2 separate regions of the Mus musculus genome follow, and region 2 is linked to region 1. A link is a contact called in ENCODE POLR2A ChIA-PET data. All regions are on one chromosome and are shown on one strand. Each heading gives the region's core, a stretch centred on a gene start or an enhancer-like site at or near the end of the contact. The rest is flanking DNA. Distances are from core to core; before and after follow the strand shown.

The links. ChIA-PET counts read pairs that join two places held with the same protein, here RNA polymerase II (POLR2A).
Region 2: POLR2A ChIA-PET joins it to region 1 with 97 read pairs in Patski. The contact joins the promoter of Coa3 here to the promoter of Ezh1 in region 1. POLR2A ChIA-PET finds 5 or more read pairs at or near these places in 3 of 5 experiments (Patski and embryonic stem cell).

What each region holds. Positions count from the first base shown.
Region 1 is chr11:101,223,136-101,228,918 of GRCm38, forward strand. It overlaps Ezh1 (enhancer of zeste 1 polycomb repressive complex 2 subunit), which reads right to left and starts at 3,328. Exons shown (of 21, transcript NM_007970.3): 1 at 3,261-3,328.
Region 2 is chr11:101,275,893-101,281,675 of GRCm38, forward strand. It overlaps Coa3 (cytochrome C oxidase assembly factor 3), which reads right to left and starts at 3,056. Exons shown (of 2, transcript NM_026618.2): 1 at 2,822-3,056; 2 at 2,078-2,560. The coding sequence starts at 3,035. The coding sequence ends at 2,448. It overlaps Cntd1 (cyclin N-terminal domain containing 1), which reads left to right and starts at 3,311. Exons shown (of 7, transcript NM_026562.2): 1 at 3,311-3,588. The coding sequence starts at 3,414. It overlaps Wnk4 (WNK lysine deficient protein kinase 4), which reads left to right. Exons shown (of 19, transcript NM_175638.3): 16 at 90-495; 17 at 586-785; 18 at 936-1,033; 19 at 1,141-1,517. The coding sequence ends at 1,143.

The DNA.
Region 1 (5,783 bases), core at 2,078-4,577:
AATTATAAATGAGTGCGTGAAGCAAACAGAACCGCGGCACTGCAGGTGAGAATGTGAAATTTGAGTAAAGGTTCTTGCTGCCACACCTGACAACCTGAGTTCCAGCCCTGAAACGTACATGGTGGAGAAACCACTCCTGAAATATATCCTCTGACCTCCTGTGTGCACACAAAGAAAAACAAGAAGCAAAGTGCAACATATGCTTACCACACAACTTGCCACAGAAGAAAAAAACAGCACCCAACACACACAGAGACACACAAAGACCACACCTGGTTCTTCACTAGTTAATAATCTAGTTAGTAAGCAAAATAACAAAGGCTTTGGAGCCATGTGGCACCATAGCTTCTTAATTGTCCCATCTTGTTTTTTCCATTTTAATTAAAATTTATTATCAGATTTATTTTATGTCAGTGTTTGGTCTACATGTACATATGTATGCCGCGGAAGGGCAGTGCCCTCAGAGTTCAGAAGCTGGTATCAGTCAGATCCCCTAGAGCTGGGGTTATGGGCCATGTGGGTCCTGGGACCCAAGTCAGCATCCTCTACAAAAGTAACAGGATACTCTTCAACAGCTGAGCCATCTCCTCAGCCTATTGTTGTTTCATCCTCAATTCATAATAGGAATGGGAAGGAGGGTTAAACTATGGACATAAGATATATAAAATGGAGGCTAAAGAGATGGCTCAGTAGTTAAGAGCACTGACTGCTCTTGCAGAGGTTCTGAGTTCAATTCCCAGCAACCATAGCGTGGATCACATCATCTGTAATGGGATCCGATGCCCTCTTCTGGTGTCTGAAGACAGCTACAGTGTGCTCATATACATAAAATAAATACATCTTTAAAAATATATATCTAAATTGAGTCACTAGTTTCAATTTCATCAACACTTGTACAGAATGAGTTCTAGGACAGCCAGGGCTCAAAACAAACAACAAAATGCCAGTATCTCAGATCCTCCATCAACCTCACCTCAAGGATGCTAGGTCGTCATGGATAACCTTGAACTACTGAACCACCTACCTCTATCTCCTTAGTACCAGAATTACAGACATGGACCACCATGCCTGGTTTGCTGTGAACCACAATCTTAACTAAAGAACTCTAATTAACATAAATATTTCCTAGTGTTCAATAGAACCAGGCCATCCCCACTGCAGACAAGAGTAACAAAAATCAAAACGGATTTGGTTTTCTCCGGGGATGCTTTTTTTTTTTTTTTAAATTTCCAGGACCAGTGGAAGAGAGCTGCCTTGAAGATATACAACCACATTAGCCTGCTATAGGCAGGGCCCTGCCCTAGCTGATTATGAACTACATCAGCATAAAGTTTTGTTGGGGACCATCCATTATCATTCAATAAAAACCAGACTCTTCGGTTAGACATGAGTCAGAACATCCACAGAAGGCTTTAGAAGGGTGTGTGCGCCACATCCCCTCAGATGTTTCCTTTTTACAGATGGTTCTTCCAGGTTTACATACTTTTGTGGTTGTTTTGACACAGAGTTTCATTTAGACCAGGCTGACCTTGAAAAGGCTGGCCTTGAACTCCTAAGCCTCCTAATTCCATTAACGGAGTTCTGGGATTCTAAGGCTGCAACATCACAACTAGCATCCTGTTTATGTGATTAAGGTCTTCTCTCCTAACATGCATTCACTCCTATGTGAGCTGGTTATCTCCCTTCAGAGCCACAACTGGGTTTCCAAGGCTGAAAACAGGTTTCTCAAAAATCAAAAGACTGGGGCAGCGGTCAAACCTTCTCAGGCTGGAAAGACATCCAATGTCCTTTCCTCGTCTTAAAATCTTTGGGTGGAGGGTGAGTCATACCTTTTAATCCCAAGAGGTAGAGGCCTGAGGATCCTGTGAGTTCAAGGCCTGCCTGGTGTACAGGGAGAGTTCAAAGATAGCCAGGTGCTATGCAGAGACCAAAATCAACAAAAATATTCATTGGGCTGAAGATTTCTTATTCTGAGATATCATGTAGCAAATGTACCCCAAAAGTCTCTACATTTTCAATGTCCTCCCTGTACATATCCAATTCTTTGTGATCCTTGGCTCTGTTTCCCAAGGCATAGGTTCCATACTTTGGCTAATCAGTTTACCCACACCTCCAACACTAACCTCCATCTAATCTATTTCCATTCTCTTCCTTGTGCCCCACCACCTACATCATCTCAGTGGTCACTTTGACCAAAGTAAGCTCGTCCCACATGGTGAAAAGCCTGCTCAGCGGTTAAGAACACTTGTTGCTCTTGCAAACAACAAGGACTGGCTCAGTTCCCTGCTCCCACATGGTGGTATGTAAGCATCCTTAACTCTAGTACCAAGGGATTCGATGTCCCTGGAACCATCCATACATAGAGTGCACACACATTAAAAACAAACAAACAAACAACAACAACAACAACAAAAACCCAAACAACTAAATCTTAACAATTCTCGCCAGGCGTGGTGGTGCACTCCTTTAATCCCAGCACTGGGAGTCAGAGGCAGGCGGATTTCTGAGTTCGAGGCCAGCCTGGTCTACAGAGTGAGTTCCAGGACAGTCAGGCTACACAGAGAAACCCTGTCTCGAAACACGCCCCCAAAAAAAATTCTCTTAAAGCTTTGTCTCACATCTACTTCCTGACAAGTTATGTCCCAAATATAGCACCTTCCCTTTTACTTCGGGATGCGTTCATTTACATATCGTTTCTGGGAATTCTGGGGACGGGAGAGACAGTCACAGTTTGAAGACAAATCCTCACTCAAACCCGGAACTAAAGTGAGGCGAGTTAGACCAGCGACAAGGTCCGGGAGCAAAATGTTGAGGAGGTGCCGCGCGACCCCGGGAATCTCGACCCTGACACTTGGGCGTCTTAAGAACCTCTCACACTTGGCGGGCATCTCGGCCTGGCCACCCCTTCCTCAACATCACTCAAAGCCTCTGCGAGCCCGAGCCACCCGGGCCTCTGGCCCTCCCGCTTACAAGAGTCAGGGTCCCCTGGCAGACGCCAAGGCCCACCCACGTTGGCACGGGCCACCAGCCGGGTCCGCCCCCGCCGCGCCCCCTCCGCCACGCGGCCCCCCGCAGCTCGCACGCGCTGTCGCCCCGGGTCCCACCACACTCGGGACGACAGGCTTCGCGCTACCCCGGGTCAGGCAATGGTGTGGCCCTCAGTTTCCTCATTTCTTCGCCTCCCCAGCCCTGAGGTTCAAGCGTCACGCCAAGCCCAGGCCCGGCCCCACCGCCCAGCCCCGTCTTGTTTACTCACTCACCCTCCATCCTGAGACGCAGCCACCCGCCACTAGGACGCCTGCGCGCTACGGCCACGCCCCTGCGCCGCGGCCACGCCCCGCGCCTCCCCTCCGTGCGCGTGCGCACTCTGAGGGTGGATCACCTGGGCTGCGGTCTTCGCAGGTGTGTGTTTTCGCTAAGGTGATGTAGCTCTAGTCCGACACTTTCCTAGGTGGCGCTGTCAGAGAAAAGTCATCCTGGAGCCACAGATCTCTTCTTGAAGACTTTATTCAGCAGCGCACCATTGCCAACCGTGTTTAGACAACTTACAAGTCAAATTTTGGAAGACAGCCTGCCTCTGCCTCCCAAGTGCTGGGATCAAAGGTGTGCGCCACCACGCCCGGCTTGAGAATATTGTTTTAATATTTATTTATTTATTTATTATATGTAAGTACACTGTAGCTGTCTTCAGACACCCCAGAAGAGGGCATCAGATATCATTACGGATGGTTGTGAGCCATCATGTGGTTGCTGGGATTTGAACTCACGACCTTCAGAAAAGCAGTCGGCGCTCTTAACCGCTGAGCCATCTCTCCAGCCCTCGAGAATATTTTTTAAACCTCTCCACAAGATACTTAATATTACAAAAAGGGAATAGTAACTATAGAGGCAAGAAATATCCATCATCAGAAACGAACAGGTTCTTTTTTTCAAAATATTTTATTATTTATTTATTTGCGTATGTGTGTTTTAATACATGCTATGGTGGTTTTTGGTTTTGGTTTTTTGTTTTTTTGGGGGGGGTGGTTTTTCGTTTTCGTTTTGTTTTTGTTTTTTTCGAGACAGGGTTTCTCTGTGTAGCACTGGCTGTCCTGGAACTCATTTTGTAGACCAGGCTGGCCTCAAACTCGGAAATCTGCCTGCCTCTGCCTCCCAAGTGCTGGGATTAAAGGCATGCACCACCACTCCCCGGACTTTTAGTTATTTTTTAACGATGCATTTGTTTGTTTTAGTGTGTGTGTGTGTGTGTGTGTGTGTGTGTGTGTGTGTGCCTGGGTGTATGTATCTGTACCATGTGTTTGTGGGCATACTTGGAGGCCAAAAGAGGCCATCAGATCCCCTGGGACTGGAGTTGCTAACCGTAGTGAGGTACCATGTAGGTGCTGAAGATCAAATCTTGGTCCTTTTTAAAGTCGCCTTTGTTCTTATCCACTGTACCATCTCTCCAGCCTCCACTATTCTTTTCCTTTTATCAAAAACTTTGGAGGTAGGTATAGTGGTGGCACACATCTTTAATCCCAGCACTTTGGAGGCAGAGGCAGAGGCAGGTGTCTGCAGAAAAGGGACTGAGGTGCATATTTTACATATCAAAGTGGACCTGGCCTCCAAGTTCTCCCAGCAACCCTTCAGTTCCTACCTGGCATACCCTGCCCCCAACCCTGAACTTTCCAGCCCAGGGGCTGGGCTGCTGTTTCTCCAGAGAGGTTCTTCCCTGTATAATCCAGACATTTCTCATGCTGGCGCTATCCGGCTCTGCTCGCGCGCTCAATCTCTCTCTCTCTCTCTCTCTCTCTCTCTCTCTCTCTCTCTCTCCTCCCTCCCTTTCTCTTTTCCTTTCTCTCTTTCCCTCTTCCTCCCTAGCCCCACTTCCCCATGGCAACTCCCCTAGCCACAATCCTTGAGGGCAGAGAGCAGCTTCCTAACAAAACTGCCTTTAATTAATATAATCTGGCTTGAATTGGCTCATTTCACCGGCAGCAGAGAAATAACCTATCAATAGGTAGGTAGATTTTTATGAGTTCGAGGCCAGCCTGGTCTACAGTTAGTTCCAGGACAGCCAGAGCTACATAATGAAACTCTGTCTCAATAAATGAATACAGAAAGGAAGGAGGGATGGGAGGAAGGGAGGGAGGGAAGGACAGAAGAAAGAAAAGAAAAAGAGAGAGAGGAAAACCAACCTTTGGGTTTCTAGGCCAATGAGCTGGCTCAAAGTAAAGGTGCTTTCTGTGCAAGCCTGGTGACCTGGTGACCTAGGCTTAATCCCCACAATCTACACAAAAGTGAAAGGAGAAAAGCAACTCTACAAAGTTAATCCTGGGACCTCAAAAGTGGCCATGGCACTCCCACCCACCCACGCACACCCACTGCTGCTGCTGCTGCTAGTAGTAGTAATAATAATGATAATAATAAATTTAAGCCGGACGTGGTGGCACATTCCTTTAATCCCAACATTTGGGAGGCAGAGGCAGGTGTATTTCTGAGTTCGAGGCCAGCCTGGTCTACAAAGTGAGTTCCAGGACAGCCAGGGCTACACAGAGAAACCCTGTCTCAAAAAACCAAAAAAAAAAAATAATAATAATAATAATAATAATAATAATAATAAGTTTAAAAGCAAAAAAGCCATTTTATTGTTTTCCTCTTGTATCTATTTGTCCAATAACCAATTAACTTAAGTATTCCTTTATGCTGTTTTGGGTCTTTTTTCTTCTCTGTAACCTTGGCTGTCCTGGAGCTCACTCTGTAGACCAGACTAGCCTCAAATTCAGAGATCTGCCTTCCTCTTG
Region 2 (5,783 bases), core at 1,806-4,305, 52 kb after region 1:
CTTTCTTTCCTTCTTTCTTTCTTTCTTTCTTTCTTTCTTTCTTTCCTTTCTTTCTAATCCTCTTCACCTCCCTCCTTATCTTCCCGCAGAGGGAAAGCCCCAGCTTGTTGGCCGTTTCCAAGTGACTTCATCTAAGGAACCAGCAGAGCCTCCCCTGCAACCAGCATCCCCAACTCTCTCCAGATCCCTAAAGCTGCCAAGCCCTCCGCTGACCTCAGAGAGCTCAGACACAGAGGACAGTGCTGCAGGAGGCCCAGAGACTAGGGAGGCTCTGGCAGAGAGTGACCGTGCAGCCGAAGGCCTGGGGGTTGCGGTCGATGATGAAAAGGATGAAGGGAAGGAACCCCTACTTGGAGGCAGTTCCCCAATCTTGAGCCATCCCAGCCCAGTGTGGATGAACTACTCCTACAGCAGCCTGTGTCTGAGCAGTGAGGAGTCGGAGAGCAGCGGGGAAGACGAGGAATTCTGGGCTGAGCTGCAGAACCTTCGGCAGAAGTGAGTCTGGGAACAATGGCAGAGCTGGAGGTGAACCAGAGAGAACAGAGTGTTTGACTAGCCTTTTCCTGCCCGCCCGTGCATCCTCAGGCACTTGTCGGAAGTGGAGGCACTACAGACACTACAGAAGAAGGAAATCGAGGACTTATACAGCCGGCTTGGGAAACAGCCCCCACCTGGTATTGTAGCTCCAGCTGCTATGCTGTCCTGCCGCCAGCGCCGCCTCTCGAAGGGCAGCTTTCCCACCTCCCGCCGCAACAGCCTGCAGCGCTCTGATCTCCCTGGTCCTGGTGAGACCCCTTTTCCTTGAGACTCCTTCCCCATCGGCACGGTCTTCTTCCAGGCCCTGGTGGTCTACCCCTTGGTTCTGGGGGACTAGGCCCCCCTCCTCGCTGCCCCTCCCTCCACTTAGCGTTCTCCCTCCCTCATCCTGCTCCCAGGCATCATGCGAAGGAACTCTCTGAGTGGCAGCAGCACCGGCTCCCAGGAGCAGCGGGCAAGCAAGGGGGTGACATTCGCCGGGGATATTGGCAGGATGGTGAGGGGCGGGCCCAAGGAAGGGAGAGCCGAGGGCATGGTGGCTGGCAGCAGCTCTGCCTTCCTCTTCTTTGGACATTGCTTCAGCATTTTTCTTTTCCCCTCCAGTGAATTCAGACCAGAAGTCCTATGTCTCCCCAACACCAGGGCCCCACCATGGCCCATGGCCTCTCAGAATCTGATGTTTTTTGTGACCAACTCAACTCAGCAAAGAACACCCCAGCACTGAGTGGGTAGAAGGCCCGTGGGCACGGAGAGTGCGTTGTGTTGTATCCTGAAGAGTCAAAACCTTGCGGGTTCTCTTTGCTGTGTGGAAATCTCATTTCTGTAGCCTACCCCACCTGCCCTCCCCAGGCAAGGGCTGACCACTAAGCAATCCGAGTCCAGATGCTTGCGGAAGGCCAACTTCCAGCTGGGAGAGTGGAGGGGCTGTGCTCCTGCCACCAAAGTCAACAGCAACCAATAAAAATACTGAGGAGAAAGGCTGTGGGTCTGTATCTGTCATGCCTTAGGGACGGGGTGGGGGACAAAGACTTGTGAAGCAGGCAAGAAGGGTGAGGAACTCGAAGCCATTCTCCTCTCACAATGGAAGGCAGGATGGAAGCGGCCCAGCTTTCTGGCTTTTTGCCACCAGGTCATGAGGAAACTACATGACCAAATGATCCAATGGCCAAGGCATGATCCCCTCCAGACCCCACCCTAGGCCTGTATAGGCAGGTACCAGTAAATGTTAAAAGAATGAAGTTACTCCTTGCTCATCCTTCACCTACCAAGCTAGAGACAGGAAAAGGCCCGTGCCATTAAGAGTCTGTTCTTGAAGGCAGAGAACAGAAGAGTGACCTTCTTCTACCCCCTAAGACCTGGGTCAGTCTCAAACAGTCCAGTAATCTCTCCCTTAAATCAGGTGGAAAGATCTCACGGAAAAAGTAATTCTAGTTAAACATTTACAGCTCCCTGGGGCAATGCCACCGCTGCAGCTAGTGCCAGGGAGCTTTCCAGCGTGAAGTGCCATATGTCTCTCTGCCCCCACACACTAGCTTGGCTTCGGGAGACATGACTCATTTTATTACTTTAACTTGACCCTATCTTTCCCACTTTAAGGTTCCAACGCTGCAGTTAAGCCACACCCTCCCCCTTAAGAGTCGGGGCCCCTGGGAGGTGAAGGGGTAAACCACAAAGTTTGGGTAAAGGCAAGGTTGCATACCTCTCAAACAAGGAAATAAAAAGGGCTGAGTAACTGGACAAACTGCACGTGAAGTGAGCAATCCCCCCCTTGGCAGCGGCCAAATGCATAGTCTCTGGCTTCTTGGGCTCAATCACACAGTCCGACGTTAGTGTGCCAGTGATGCTGTAAGACCACCAGGCATCATTCAACATATACAGGGGATCCAGCAGTTTGAAGATGGTCCATACAGTTAGGGTCCCGAAGCTCGCTCTCTCTCAAGAGCACGGGCTCGGGCAGCTTTGGCTTCATCTTCCAGCTCATCAAGGAAACGCTCTTGGGCCACCGAGTAGAAGGTGTAACCATCTGACGGAGTGGGTTCAGGAAACCACAAAGCACATGGGCATTCCTTTCGTCTAGCCACCCTTGCTGTTTTCCCAAATTAATGATTTTGGATTGCCACCCTTTTGCTCCTTTTGAACCCTTAACCAATTGTTATTACTAAGCCAATACGCGCTGCGTATATATAGTAAGATTAGGCATGAACCTCATTTGCCCGCACATTAAAAGCTACACGTCTTGTTCCCTTTTCCCTAACCCCATATGCGGTATAGCCAGGACGGATACAAATAGCTAACACCAGGGCCCCGATGCCCAGGCCGGTCATGATGTTCCGGGTCCGCCGCTGTGGCAGTGTTTTCTGCCACTGGGCAAGTTGCACCTGCCGCATAAACTGCAACTGCGCTGGGGTCAATTTCTCCCGCGACGGGTCGATGCGCTGAGCGAATGGAGCATTTCCATTCTTAGCATTCAGAGGGTCACCAGCTCCAGGGGCCGCCATGTTGCTGCTCCGCCCTAAGCCGTCAAGCCCGGAACTCGCCAGGAATTGTAGTCTTTGACTTCAGCAAGGAACTCTGGGAGCTGTAGTCCACGTGGAGTTTTCTGGGTAGAGGCAGGGTCTCTCCGCCCTAGAGGAGGGACAGGAAAGGTGAAAAGCGCCCTGCTTTCTGATTGGCTGAGCTCTCTGTGTCAGTTGGGGCGCGAAAAGCTGTTGACCGTTCGAAGCCGTGGTGGACATTATGTTTTTTCTCAGATTCGAAGCGAGGGCAAACATATAGAAAGGGAAGGAAGAATCCAAGGTGTGGCAGAAGATTCTGGAAATAAGCTAAGGAGGCCAGTTTATGGATCCCGTAAACTGTCCAAGTACTCCGAAAGACTTATGAATATGGAAGGACCCTTGAGGCCCAGGCTGGTGAACTGTAGTGACTTTCAGTTCGGAGTGGTTACCACAGAGACTATCGAAAACGCCCTGCTTCACTTGGCCCAGCAGAACGAGCAAGCCGTGAAGGAGGCTGCGGGACGGACGGGCAGCTTCAGGGAGACCCGGATCGTGGGTGTGGATGCAGAGTGGGGAGTCAGGTTTACGGGAGGCAGGGGAGCGTTGATCTTTGTTTTTCACTCAAATATTTTGCTAGTACTCTTGTTGTGCGAGGTCGTGGGGCTTATAAGCGATGAACGAGGCTTACTAGCACTCTTTTTTTTATTTCTTAACCCCCACTTCCCTGCACCACTCCCCACGTGCCTTTTTTTATTTTTATTTTTAAAGACAAAGTCTCACTGTGGAGTCATGACCTGGAACACTCTCTGTAGCTTAGGCTGGCCTGGAATTGACAGATGTTCTGACTCCCAGATGCTGGGATTAAAAGCACACGGCATCATGGGGAGTCCCCCCCCTTTTAAAATTAATGTATGTCTGTATGAGGGTATCCAATCACCTGAAACTGAGGTTATAGACAGCTGTGAGCTGCCATATGGGTGCTGGGAATTGAACCCTGGTCCTCTAGAAGGGTAGCCAGTGCTTCTAACTGCTTGAGCCATCTCTCCACCACCAGCCCCCTTTACTCTTCTTTCCATAAACGTGTTTAGAGTGCTTATCATTTACATTGCCTGGTATAGAAAGAGGGAACTGCAATCTAGCCATTGCTCTCAAACTATGTAGTCTTTAGGTGGGAATTGTTAACATATGAGCAAGTGGATACAAATAACGGTTAGAGTGATTGACACAGAGAATACAAGCTACTATGAGAATTTAAAGGAGTGGTAAGATGAGGTCCAGGGATTGAATGATACCATGAATAAAACTTGGGAAAACAAGAGGGAGGCTGGGAGCGGAGGGTTTAGTTGTCCAGGTTGACCAGAGCATATGGAGAAGCAATAGAGAGTAAGGCCAGGAAAGTAGTTTGGAGACATTCCAAGCAGAGGTCTGAATGTCTGTCAGGGGAGAGAACTTTATACTTGTTTTAGCAGGAAAAAAGAAGAATTGAGAATTATAGGCAGTTGTGAGCCACCTGATGTGGGTGCTGGGAATTGAACCCAGGTTTTCTGGAAGACCTGCCAGTGCTCTTAACTGCTAAGCCATCTCTGCTGAGCGAAGCCACTGAAATGTAAATGAGGGGGCCAATGTGGCTGTCATTTTCCCCCTGGTAAAAATGATTTTGTATGTGGTCTAAAGGCTGGAGTTGAGTTGGGAGGTGAGCTAGGGGAGCCTGTGTGTAGTCAGAGTGATGACAGAGAGGAAGGCAAGAGTGGATTTAAAACAGCTCAGAGGCAAAATCTAAAAATCTGAGTTTTTCGTTTAAGAGATGAAGATGGGAAAGATGACTGTCAAAGGGCTGAGCCTCAGAGACTGGCAGCCTCGTGGTGCCATTTGGAGCAGCACTTACACACAGTGCAAGAATAAGGAAATGTGATGTTTGTTTGGGGGCAGTTGTTTTGATTTGGATCTACTAAGTTTAAGATCTGTGAAGAACACCCAGAAGAAGGTTAATAGCAGACTGTTTTAGAACTAGCAAGAAAGGCTTTTAAATCATTCCCATGATACGCCCAGGAGGAGGGAAGAGAAGCAGGTCATTGACAATTCCTTGGGAAACATTTAGTGCTCAGGGAACTGGAACGAGGAAGAGGCAGAGCTAAAGAGTCAATGCAATGAGCTGCAAATGGTGGCTCGGCAGTGACCCAGGACAGGACGGATGTCGGCAGGCAAACGCACTGCACTTGCTACTTTTACAGAGGACCCAGGTTTAGTTTCCAGCATCCACACAGGCAGGCTCACAACCACCTGTAACTCTACTTCCAGGGGACCCAACGTGCTCTTTGCAAGAATGTAGTGTATTCTCTCTCTCTCTCTCTCTCTCTCTCTCTCTCTCTCTCTCTCTGTCTGTCTCTCTCTCTCTGTCTCTCTCTCTCTCTCTCTCTCTCTCTCTCTCTCCTCCCCCCCCCCCCCACACACACACTAAGAGCCTGGAGAAAAAGCTCAGTACTTGAGAGTTTGTGCTGCTCTTCCAGGGGACCCAAGTTCACTTCCCTGCACCCACAGGAGGCAGTTCACAACTGCCTCTAACTCCAGCTCCAGGGGCTTCAACAGCTACCGAAAATTGCTACGAACGTGCACCCACCCCCTACCTCCACACTCACAAAATTTTAAAAAATATTTAAAAAAGTAAAATAATAAAACCCCACCACCAATGTTGGGGAGATAATTTTGAAGCCAGCAGGAGTGTTGTGGACAGACAGTGGTCTGCGGTTTCAG